Regions from separate parts of the Mus musculus genome. Here regions 1 and 2 are each linked to region 3. Evidence: chromatin contacts called from ENCODE POLR2A ChIA-PET data. All regions are on one chromosome and are shown on one strand. The core of a region is the stretch at or near the end of the contact, and the rest is flanking DNA. Distances in the headings are between cores, read along the strand shown.

The links. ChIA-PET counts read pairs that join two places held with the same protein, here RNA polymerase II (POLR2A).
Region 1: POLR2A ChIA-PET joins it to region 3 with 27 read pairs in Patski. The contact joins the promoter of Ppl here to the promoter of Rogdi in region 3. POLR2A ChIA-PET finds 5 or more read pairs at or near these places in 2 of 5 experiments (Patski and embryonic stem cell).
Region 2: POLR2A ChIA-PET joins it to region 3 with 16 read pairs in Patski. The contact joins the promoter of Nudt16l1 here to the promoter of Rogdi in region 3. POLR2A ChIA-PET finds 5 or more read pairs at or near these places in 3 of 5 experiments (Patski and embryonic stem cell).

The regions. Positions count from the first base shown.
Region 1 is chr16:5,130,679-5,133,868 of GRCm38, forward strand. Ppl (periplakin) reads right to left here and starts at 1,803. Exons shown (of 22, transcript NM_008909.2): 1 at 1,604-1,803. The coding sequence starts at 1,665.
Region 2 is chr16:4,937,850-4,941,101 of GRCm38, forward strand. Nudt16l1 (nudix (nucleoside diphosphate linked moiety X)-type motif 16-like 1) reads left to right here and starts at 1,262. Exons shown (of 3, transcript NM_025839.4): 1 at 1,262-1,444; 2 at 1,529-1,789; 3 at 2,347-3,179. The coding sequence starts at 1,292. The coding sequence ends at 2,568. Mgrn1 (mahogunin, ring finger 1) reads left to right here. Exons shown (of 17, transcript NM_029657.4): 17 at 1-447. It overlaps Gm16861 (predicted gene, 16861), which reads right to left and starts at 1,736. Exons shown (of 3, transcript NR_037666.1): 1 at 1,522-1,736; 2 at 1,019-1,315.
Region 3 is chr16:5,011,620-5,015,207 of GRCm38, forward strand. Rogdi (rogdi homolog) reads right to left here and starts at 1,934. Exons shown (of 11, transcript NM_133185.2): 1 at 1,844-1,934; 2 at 1,684-1,755; 3 at 808-890; 4 at 622-676; 5 at 1-73. The coding sequence starts at 1,888. Glyr1 (glyoxylate reductase 1 homolog (Arabidopsis)) reads right to left here. Exons shown (of 16, transcript NM_001079814.1): 16 at 2,283-3,588.

The DNA.
Region 1 (3,190 bases), core at 553-3,052, 120 kb after region 3:
CAAGAGGCGCATGGCCAAAGCTGTCAAAAGCTGCCAGCCAAGGACTAAAGCCAGGAGGCAGGTAGGACTCTGGTACCTAACCAGCAGGTTCTCAGAGTCCCTGTGGCTGAGAAGGATGGAGATCCTTCTTCCCTTCCCTTCTGGGCTGCCATGCCTTTGCTGTTAGGTCCAAGCCCAGGCACTCCAGGCTGGAGGGCTGCAGTGTAGGGGTGGGACTTGGCCCAGCTCCTGGGATGTGTGACTCTCCTCCTGGTGAGGACTACAGGGGCCTGACCCCTTGTGGGGCTGGCACAGAGTGTGTCCGATTGTGCAATACTCAAGAGAGCAGCCCAAGGACTGGATAGGACCCCAACTGGCTCTGACAGCCAGCTGGATCAGCCACAGAGGAACAGTACGAAGGGCCCTGCCCAGCCTCTGGGGTTGTGAAAGACTGAAAGACAGAGTTGATGAGGAGAAGAAACGAGAGGGGAGGGGACCGTAGAACAAGGGAAGAAACTACGCTGAGCATCAAACAGCCCTGTCAGCGGGACTACAGGAAAGCAGACTTTCAGAAAACATAAGAATACCCAGGCCACACTCCAGGCTGCAGTGCCCAGGGCACCCGTCTCAGTAGGTGGGTCTGGGTTGAAAGGCAGAACAACAGTCAGTGGGAAAGCTCCGGGGCCAGAATCTCTTGTCTTGCCTCCATCTGGAATCTGGGGAGTGGGGAGGAACTGTTCATGGGCCAGTGAAGGAGCCCAGCTAGGTGCTGAGCCAGGTGAGTGCTTGCCACTTCTCATCTGCCTAAAGTTATTTGGAGGGACCACCCCCACTTCCTCTAGAGGGATGCCAAGGCAGAGGAACGAATTCCACCCCTCCCTCAATCTCAGCAACATTACCAGTCTCCCCCAAACCGGTTATTAACCGAATGAATACATTAGGCTTATCAAAACCGACGTGGGCTGTCTCTCCATCCAGACACATCAAGACATGTCATTCGCTTCTCAGGCGGCCCTGAGAACTCAGAGATCGCAGACGCGGCCAGTTTCGGGGATAGGGGGGTGGGGAAGCGCCAGGAGCCACACCCCTGAGAAATCACGCAGTGAAAAATTGGTCTGTCCCCACCCAGCCGGGCCGAGCGGGAGTCTAGAGAGCCTGAGATTGCCTTAGCATGTCCCCCGGGGCCCCAGGACCCACCGCGGCCTCCGGCCTCCGAGTGCTCCAGCGCTGGCAGGCAGGTGCAGCCGGGGACAGGTGGCTCACCCTCGGAGCCACCAGATCTCACAACCCAACGCCAGCAGCAGCACCTGCACGGTCTACAATTCCCGCAGGAGATCACCCTACACACAACTTATTTTCCGAGTCCCAGGGTGGAAACACAACGTTTCATGACCGAGATTCCAGCTTCAGGACAACCTTGTACTCCTTACTCAAGTCCCCACCATCTAGGCCCCCAAAGTAGCGCATCATGGGGCTCTAGAGTCCCTCCTGTCACTCTTGGTGCCCCTTCCCAGCAGGGCAGAACTTTCCAGTTATAGAGGAACCTCCGCACAGCCTGCCCACGCATCCCCACTCCTGGCTCAGCCCTAGGTCTCCCTCATCCTAACCCAGGACGCCCCCTCACCTCCGCGTCTGCACCGTTGGGCTGTATTTGCCTTTGTTTCTCTTCCTGAAGAGCGAGTGCATGGTGGCGCTTGGGACAGAGGGACCTGGAACGCGGCGACGGACCCGGCGCGCACCGAAAGCGGGCGGCGGGCGCAGGTGAAAGAAGGCGGCGGAGGCGGAGGCGGCAGCGGCAGCGGCGCGCAGAGCCCCGTGTGCGGAGGGCCGCGGCTCTGGGTCACTACAGGAACAGGGCGGGGCGATCGCCGGCCACTTGCTTGCCTGCCGCACCCCGGGAAGGTGGCGCTTACCTTGCAGGCGGGGCTTCGGACGCGCTCCCTGGGTCCCCGCCGGACACCGCCCCTGTTGCCTGTTACTGCAGAGGCTGCGCAGCCTGTCGCCAGAACCTGGACGACTAGGCCACCTGCGCTAGGCCGCGCCCATCGTGCACATAGAGCCTGGCGCGCCCTCTGGCTGAAGGGTTTACCTGGGCAATCCCAAAACACCATGACACTCCTCTTGTGATGAGCCACAGGTGGAACCTCAGACAGGTGTGGGAGACCCGAGGTGGAAGTGGGGTCTCTGCTCCCTGCAATGTCAACAAATCACACTCAGCGGGACTGGCGATGGCCACAGCCATAGCACGCTACTGAATTGGATTCTTGTGGCCACCTATGGTCAGTTAGGACTTCTCTGAGAGTTGTTTTACTTACTGCCTCAGTTTCCTCCTTGGCCAAGAGAAGATTAACGACGACCCACATCCAGAAGGGCTATAGGAGATTCCTGTAGCTAATTCACCAAAGAGCTTGGCACACAGTGGCACTCCAACAGGCAGGGAAACAGCCGGGGAGGACATAACTATCCCTTGAAACGTTCATAACCCCGGGCCTGGTATGATAGAGACTTAATGGTGGATCATAGAAACTAGTTCTGGCTGAGAAACAGCAATGTTGCATAGTCCTGCCCGCATGTCCCGGAGTGAGGCTGGGCTGGGGGCTGTGGGAAACGTGGAGCTTTACCCATTCAGATCTGTACCCACATCTCACACTCATGAGCTGCCATAAGGGACGCAGCCCTGGTTTTGTTGGCTAATGGAAAACACTCTGGGTAAGAGCTAGAGTGAAAGAGAGACAGCTGAGAGAACTCAGTGCTACCCTGGGGTGGGGGTGGGGGTGGGTGGGAGCTCATGGGGAGAGGTGAGCTGCAGAGACTCTGGTGACAGCCAAAGAGCTTACAGTTCAAGTAGGGGAGATGAGATCTTGAGAATGGAAAGGGACAGTCACTGTGGGACTTGCTCACACTGTCAAGAGACTGGGGATCCAAGCTCAGCTGTCTGACTCCAGTCTCTGTCCCACAGGATTAGAATAAGGAGGTTGGTGTTCAGGGCTGGGGGGCTCAGTAGCTAAGAGAACGCACTGCTCTTGAGAGGGCCCTGTTAGTTCCCAGAACCTGTTAGGCAGATGTAGCACCAGGGGATTCAATGACTTCCTCTGGGCTCCCCAGGTGCCCACTTTCATGTGCACACACCATGCACACACCACACACACCACACACACACATGCACATACCACACACACACACACACACACACACACACACACACACACAC
Region 2 (3,252 bases), core at 12-2,511, 74 kb before region 3:
CCCATGAGTGGCCCCAGAGCAGAGGTGCCCCAGGCAGTGCAGCTCCCTGGTGGGTTGGTAGAGGGACCTCAGCTTAAGGAACTGCCCTGCCACTCACCCAGGTGACAGCCTGTAGCAGTGCATGGAGACCCCTTTAGGCTCAGGGCTGCTCGAGCTCTGACTCTAACCCTGCTCCTTCCTAGCACAGCTCTGCACATCCATCTCTCTCTCTTGCTGAATGCACATATGTGCACACATGTCAGCATGTGCATGCTCACTCCCCCACTTCTCACCTGCCAACATCCTGGCCTCTGGCCGTGGCACTGGTGCCAGTACTTTGAAAGATGGGGTGCAGCCTACACACTTACCTGTCTCAGACTCACATGTACTATCATCTGATGTACTCTGATTGGCTAGTTTGGGTTCATTTTTACTGTATATTTATAGTAATAAAATCATGCAGCAATATTCTATGTGTGCCTTTGTTCTGGCACAGCACTATGTAGGCAGCAGCATTGTTGGCTTTTGGTGTAGTGACAGGACACTAGAGTGGTTTCTGGCAGAACTCCTGACAGGTTTTGTTGCTGCCTTCATTTGCTTGTGTGAGAGGGGCAGTGAGTGCCCCCTCCAAACATAGACAATGGTTTATTGCTATTTTGTTGCTTGCTGTGTCTGAAACTGGACTTGGAATTTGGCTCACCTCCACTGGGCAATTGATGAATCTTAGCCTCTAGGTGGGCAGGTGGTCCTAGTTCTTATACCCATCCCAACTCCTGTGATGTTTACTGAACATTAATCAATGTGCCAGAGAGGGGCAAAGCATAAGTAAGGCTTAGGTCCCCTGTCACTTGAGCTGGAGTCACTTAGACATTTAAGTTTTTTAAGGCATGATTTCATAGGCAGTGGAGCCACAAGCTCTGGGTGAAGCTCAGGGGAAAACCAGCCCCCTCATGGATGAGGTGGATATTGAGACTTCAGATGCCCTCTCAGGGATGTTCGGGACTGGAGACTGACACGTCTTGATAATCAGTGTACCTACCTGCTTAGGACAACCTGGTCTCCGTGCGGTGCGTCTTGGTAGCTGTAGTTTTCTGGTGGTTGTGGGGTCTCCTCTGCAACTTGGAGGGTGGCGAACTACATAACTCCACCCCCACCCCACCCCGCCTCCGCCAGGGTCTTTCCTGGGTTCAACCCCAGAAGCACAGGACTGGTGGAGGCGGGCTTTATGCACGTGGAAGCACGAGGATTGGGTCTGGTGTTGTGGGCGGGGTCGCGCATGCTCGTTTGGGCAGTGGGCCTGGAGCACATCAAGATGTCGACCACGACGGTTCCGGAGCTGAAACAGATCAGTCGGGAGGAAGCAATGCGCTTGGGGCCCGGCTGGAGTCATTCATGCCACGCCATGCTATACGCCGCCAACCCCGGGCAGCTTTTCGGACGTATCCCCATGCGTTTCTCAGTGCTGGTGAGGAGCTGGGCGGGCAAGCAGGGCGGATACAGGCTTGGGACGCCCAGTGGACCCCACGTCCTGACCAAGCTTACCTTGCAGATGCAGATGCGCTTCGACGGGCTGCTAGGCTTTCCCGGGGGTTTCGTGGACCGGCGCTTCTGGTCGCTGGAGGATGGCTTGAATCGGGTGCTGGGCCTGGGCCTGGGCGGCCTACGCCTTACCGAAGCTGATTACCTGAGTTCACACCTGACTGAGGGTCCACACCGTGTGGTGGCACATCTGTACGCACGGCAGCTGACATTGGAACAACTGCATGCTGTGGAGATCAGCGCTGTGCACTCACGGGACCACGGTCTGGAGGTGGGGCTACTGCCTGGGGCCCGCCCCCATTCCCACTCCTGAGGTTTGGCTCTGGCACCACAGAAGGCACCTTGGGTAACAAGTACCCCTCAGGGTCCTCACCCTGGCTATGCTGGGTGGGAAAAGGGACTTGGGATCTGGATCATGGGCTGTTTTCATTTGCCTTGTCTGCCATTGTCAATCCTGGGAGTGGGGCTTGGGGTCACTGGAAGGGATGAACAGGGCCTGCTTGGGAAATTGAGACCAAAAAGACCGGGTTGCATGCAGTGTTTGGGATTATCTCCTGAGAGGAAATTGGGGGATTTGTAGATTCTGTGGTCTAAGGGGCATGGAGTGAAACCAGGGATCATGGGGGTTGCTGCCAGACAGGGTGGGGAGTGCATAGGATTGACCTTGGAACTTGGAGAGAAGGCACTTTACTGCCACCAGCCTGGCCTGGCCAGACCCTGCCTGGGTCTCCCCTGTTTCTTTGGCAAACTGGTGGCTGACAGGCATCTCTGCCAGGGTCCTGCCTCTACAAGAAGAGCCCAGCCCCACTCATGCCCTCTGTCCCACAGGTCCTGGGCCTTGTACGGGTCCCACTGTACACACAGAAGGATCGAGTAGGCGGCTTTCCTAACTTTCTGAGCAACGCCTTCGTCAGCACTGCCAAATATCAACTTCTATTTGCCCTTAAGGTACTCAACATGATGCCCTCGGAAAAGCTGGCCGAGGCCTTGGCCTCAGCAACAGAGAAGCAGAAGAAGGCTCTAGAAAAGCTGCTCCCGCCCTCATCCTGAGGTGCTTCTTGTGCAGGTCCCTGCCCTCCCTTGGCTGTCTCTGCCCACAGGCCCTGGAATTCCCGAGACGCGTGCCTTCTAGTGTGTTTGCTTTTGCATCCCTTCTGACTGCAAGGGACATGCAGGCAGCTGTTCATCATTACTGTCCCAAGCAGTCCCTGGGACCTAGCTACACTCTCAGGTTGGTCAGTGGGGGTGGGCCTGGGCCTAACTTTTCAAGCTGAAGATGCTCTCACCCATCCCAGGGCTCAAACTGTCCTGTGCGAGTCTGTTCATGACTAGTGGAGTCCCAGCTAGAGCCCATTCTTCGAAGGCAACCACTTGGTTGGAACACAGATCCTGGACTGGTCATGGGTTTTGCCCAACAGAGATGACCCACGTTAGACCAACCCTTCTTTCCCTTAGCCCAGAGCCTGACCCAGCGTGGGGCAAGATGTTTATTTGGGTGCTTGTTGGATTTCTCTGTTAGATTTTGTTCTTGGTGTATGAACTGTGGTTTGGTTTCAGAATGGCTGTGCCCCACATGATTTTGTTTTCCCCATGGGGGCCTCTGTGAAGCTGAGGAAGGAAGAAGACAATAATAAAGCCATTCCTCTGATGCTCATGTTGCTTCTGAGTGCCATGGCCACATCTTTCTGAGGTGTGTGGAGGTTGGGCCCCAGACCACAGCCAGCCTCTGAGGGC
Region 3 (3,588 bases), core at 684-3,183:
GCTTCCACTGCTTGTCTTCCCGGAAGGCCAAGTGCAACAACTGGTTGTTCCGAGGCATCTTCAGGTTCACATCCTGTGAGCCAGCAATGCAGTGGGGGGATGGCTGAGGCCCTAGGCGCCTCAGCCAGCCAGGAGGGAGATAAAGAGGAATGTCAAGAAATAGGAACTCAGACCCAGGAAGAACCACAAAGTGGTGGTGGTGGTGGTGGTGGGGGGGGGGGCGAGAGAAGCTGAGAAAGGGGAAGAGCTGGACAGGAGGTAGTGGTGTAGTCTGAACCGTGGGGACGGGCTGTCCCCCAGGGCCTTTGAGGCCTTAGATCAGAGGGTGGTGGCTCATTCAACTTTGATGCGGGGCCAGCCTGCCTAGGCTTCCAAAGTTTGTATTTCACAGGGTCCAGATGCCAGGCTGAACTAAGTGTAATGCCATCAGGTTCTTGTCCTTCCCCTCCTGGGATCTAAAGCCTATCTCATGAGGTAGTGTGAGGGTTGCCTGTGACATTACAGACATACAAGGAAACAGGTCAGAGACAACAAGGGTCAGAGCCAGGGTCACAGAGCTAGCTGGTGGCAGAGCTAAGCCATCACCATCCTTGTCACCAGCTGGACTGTTGGGGGACTCACCGCTTGGCTGAGGGCATCCCCTTGCAGAGTCAGAGTCCCTTTCACCTGGTCTGTGCTGTAACACACACGAGTCAGAGGAGCGCCTGCTACTGCTCCCTCCCCTTGCAGGCTGCCCCACCGTACCCTGGGCATTTCCTCCCCCCAGGTGTACACCCCTTCCAAAGGCTCCTGCCCAACCCAGCTCACCCACAGCTGCCCAGGATGAAGTTCTCCTGCTTGGCAGGGCCCTCGGTGCTGGGGCCTGGGAGAGTGAAGCGGAGAGAGGCCTCCTGTGGAAGACAGCGCAGTCCCAACACCTCACCTCAGTCTGGCCAGTGTTCCATTCCAAGGCCTGGATACTTTGCCAGGTTAGCAGGGGAAGGGACGAGGAGGGCAGGCCTGACCTGGCCCCTCTGCCTCTGCCCTACTAAACCTCCAAGATTTTATGAGCTCAGACCCGTTCATTCCAGTCCTGAGTATATCATGAGCAGCCAGGTGGAACACAGAACAGAGAGGCACAGTGCCTAGAAAGCTGGAGTGCTGTGATATGTGTGGGGAGCAGAGTCCCCGAATCAGACAATCAGTAGTCACAGTAACAGGCTTTGCTAGGTTACTGTCCTAGGCATTCTGTGAGATAGTTTATTTATCTTCACAAACAGACGTGTGAGCCTGGTTAGGGTAAGGGAACAGGCTCAGAAATCCGGGTAACTTGGCTGAGATCACTTCAGAGCTCGGATTATCAGTGTTGTTTTGAGACTGTTTTGTTTGAGACAGTGTTTCACAATGGAGCCTAAGGCTGGCTTCTAACTCATGAACCTCTAGCCTCACTCTTCCGAGTGCTGAAATCACAAGCTTTCACCACTACCCTGCTTGCTCACAGATAAATGTCAGTTTCGAAGATAGTTCACACTCAAGACCTGGTGCCCACTGCTTGTGTAATTACATGCCAGCATGTCTGCGTCTGAACTGTACTCTCAGAAGTGGGTATCTGCACGGGTCACGCTCAGCATCTGCTGTGTGCGATTGGCAGGACCCGGTGGATAGGAAGGATGGCAGGCCGGGCGGGACCAGCGGGAGCGTTACCTTGAGGATGTCCTGCAGCTGTCTCAGCACGGCGTGCACCTCAGCGTGCAGTAACCAGCGAAACTCCTCCTCCTGCGGACAGCGCGGCGTCAAACCCATCCCATCCCCGCCGCCGGTCGGCTGGCCGCCCGCCGCCCCCTGCCCGCCGAGCGCGTCCCACCAGTACTGCCCGCTCCGCGGCGCTCGCAGCCATCGCGGTCGCCATCCTCCTAGCCGCGCACCGTCTCTGAGGTCTGTAGTCAGGAGCTTGGCGCGCAACGCCCGCCCCTTTTTCGCCTCCTCCCGTGACCGATTGGCAAATAGGGCACAAGCTCCGCCCTCAAGCCGGCTACGCCTCAAGCGACTGGCTGTAGCTTCTAGTCCTGGCTGGTGAGTGGCTAGACGGATAGGCCACGCCTCGCCTTCTATCCGCCCGCCTCAATCCCTGTTTTTCAGCAGGGACCCGGGCTTTGGCCACCACTGATTGGTCGGCGGGGCCGTCCATCAAGTTATTCCAGTATTGTCCGGCTAGATGGAGCCCGCCCAGGGTTCCACCGGGAAAGAATCAGGTGAGTTGGCTCCTACCTAGGTCCCCCTAGCATTTGGGTACAATGATACAGTTATGGTACCAAGAAATGTTTTATTTTTTTTTCTTGCAGTAGCTTTGTTAATTGCACAAAATCATGTTTTGTTTTTTTGCCATTTAAACATTATCACACAATCCTATTCTGAAAGACAAATGTTCATTAAAAACAAAGTGAAAATAAAAATTCACAACCGTAATCACCTAGATCTGTCATTTCAAGGAAAAGCGGGAGTAGGGGCTTTCTTACAAGCATTTCCACAGTGTCACATTTTCTCCATAAAAGGAAAGGGTTTCAAAATGAAAGGTGAAATAGCTTAAACAGAAATAGTCATAAAAAGGAACTTTACAGAATTGTCAACAATATTAAGACAACATTGACTAACCGGTTTTCTTACAGCATCTTCCCCACCCCCAGCCCCCAGGACCAAGACAGGCTGTGTCCAGACAGAAACTGTTCAGCATCCCAGTGAATGGACAATTGCACTGAACTCCACAAGCATCCCCTGCCCCGTGCCCATGTCCTGAGATCCTTATCCCAGATGGAAAAGTTAAATCGTGGCTTTGAAAATCCAAACTCATGAGGAGGAAGGCTTCCTCGGGTGATTCCTCTCGTGTGACATTCTAAGCCTCTCTGGTCCCCTCTTCAAGGAGAAATGCTTCAAGTCCCAAAAAACCCAGAACTTGGAACCACTGGCAGAAGTAAGGTTCCTCATCAAAAGCCCAGCCTAGGAAATGCTCATCTAGGAAATGCTTATTATTGGTGTTGATCAGGCTGGGGCTGGGTCAAAAGAGGATGGGACAGAAATATCTCCATGGAAGGAAAAGGGGAAGAGGGACATGCAGGGGACCTGTGTAGAGCAGGCTGAACAGGTAGCCCAGCTCAAGAGCCTGGCGTAATGGAAACAGGAAGGAGCCGCCCATACACTTCACTGCTCCCAAGGCCCTTACGGCCCCTTCCCTTGGGCTGGAATGCAAATCCAAATGAAACCTCCTGGGAGGAACAGGCTCAGGACAGAAGACTGTAGACTCTGCTCCCCCTGAAGAGGGGTCTATGTGGCTATGCTGGTCTCTCTTCAGTTCACAGAGACACTCTGGGAGCTGCGGTGTAATGGTAGTGTCTACAGGAAAATCCTCCTCAGCTGGTGATCCACAGAGCCTCCTCAGGGAATCTGTTGGTTCATGATGGCTGAGGGGCCTCTCCTTTCAGGGGCCCAGTGGGGGCCAGTCTCTGTCCTGGGGAAGTTGAAAGCTTCCAGTGCTCCCTGTCAATTCTAGTCCCTCCAGTCTCTTGACCAGAAGGGGGCTAAGCTTGCAAGAACAGCCAGGCAGCAGTTTCTGGG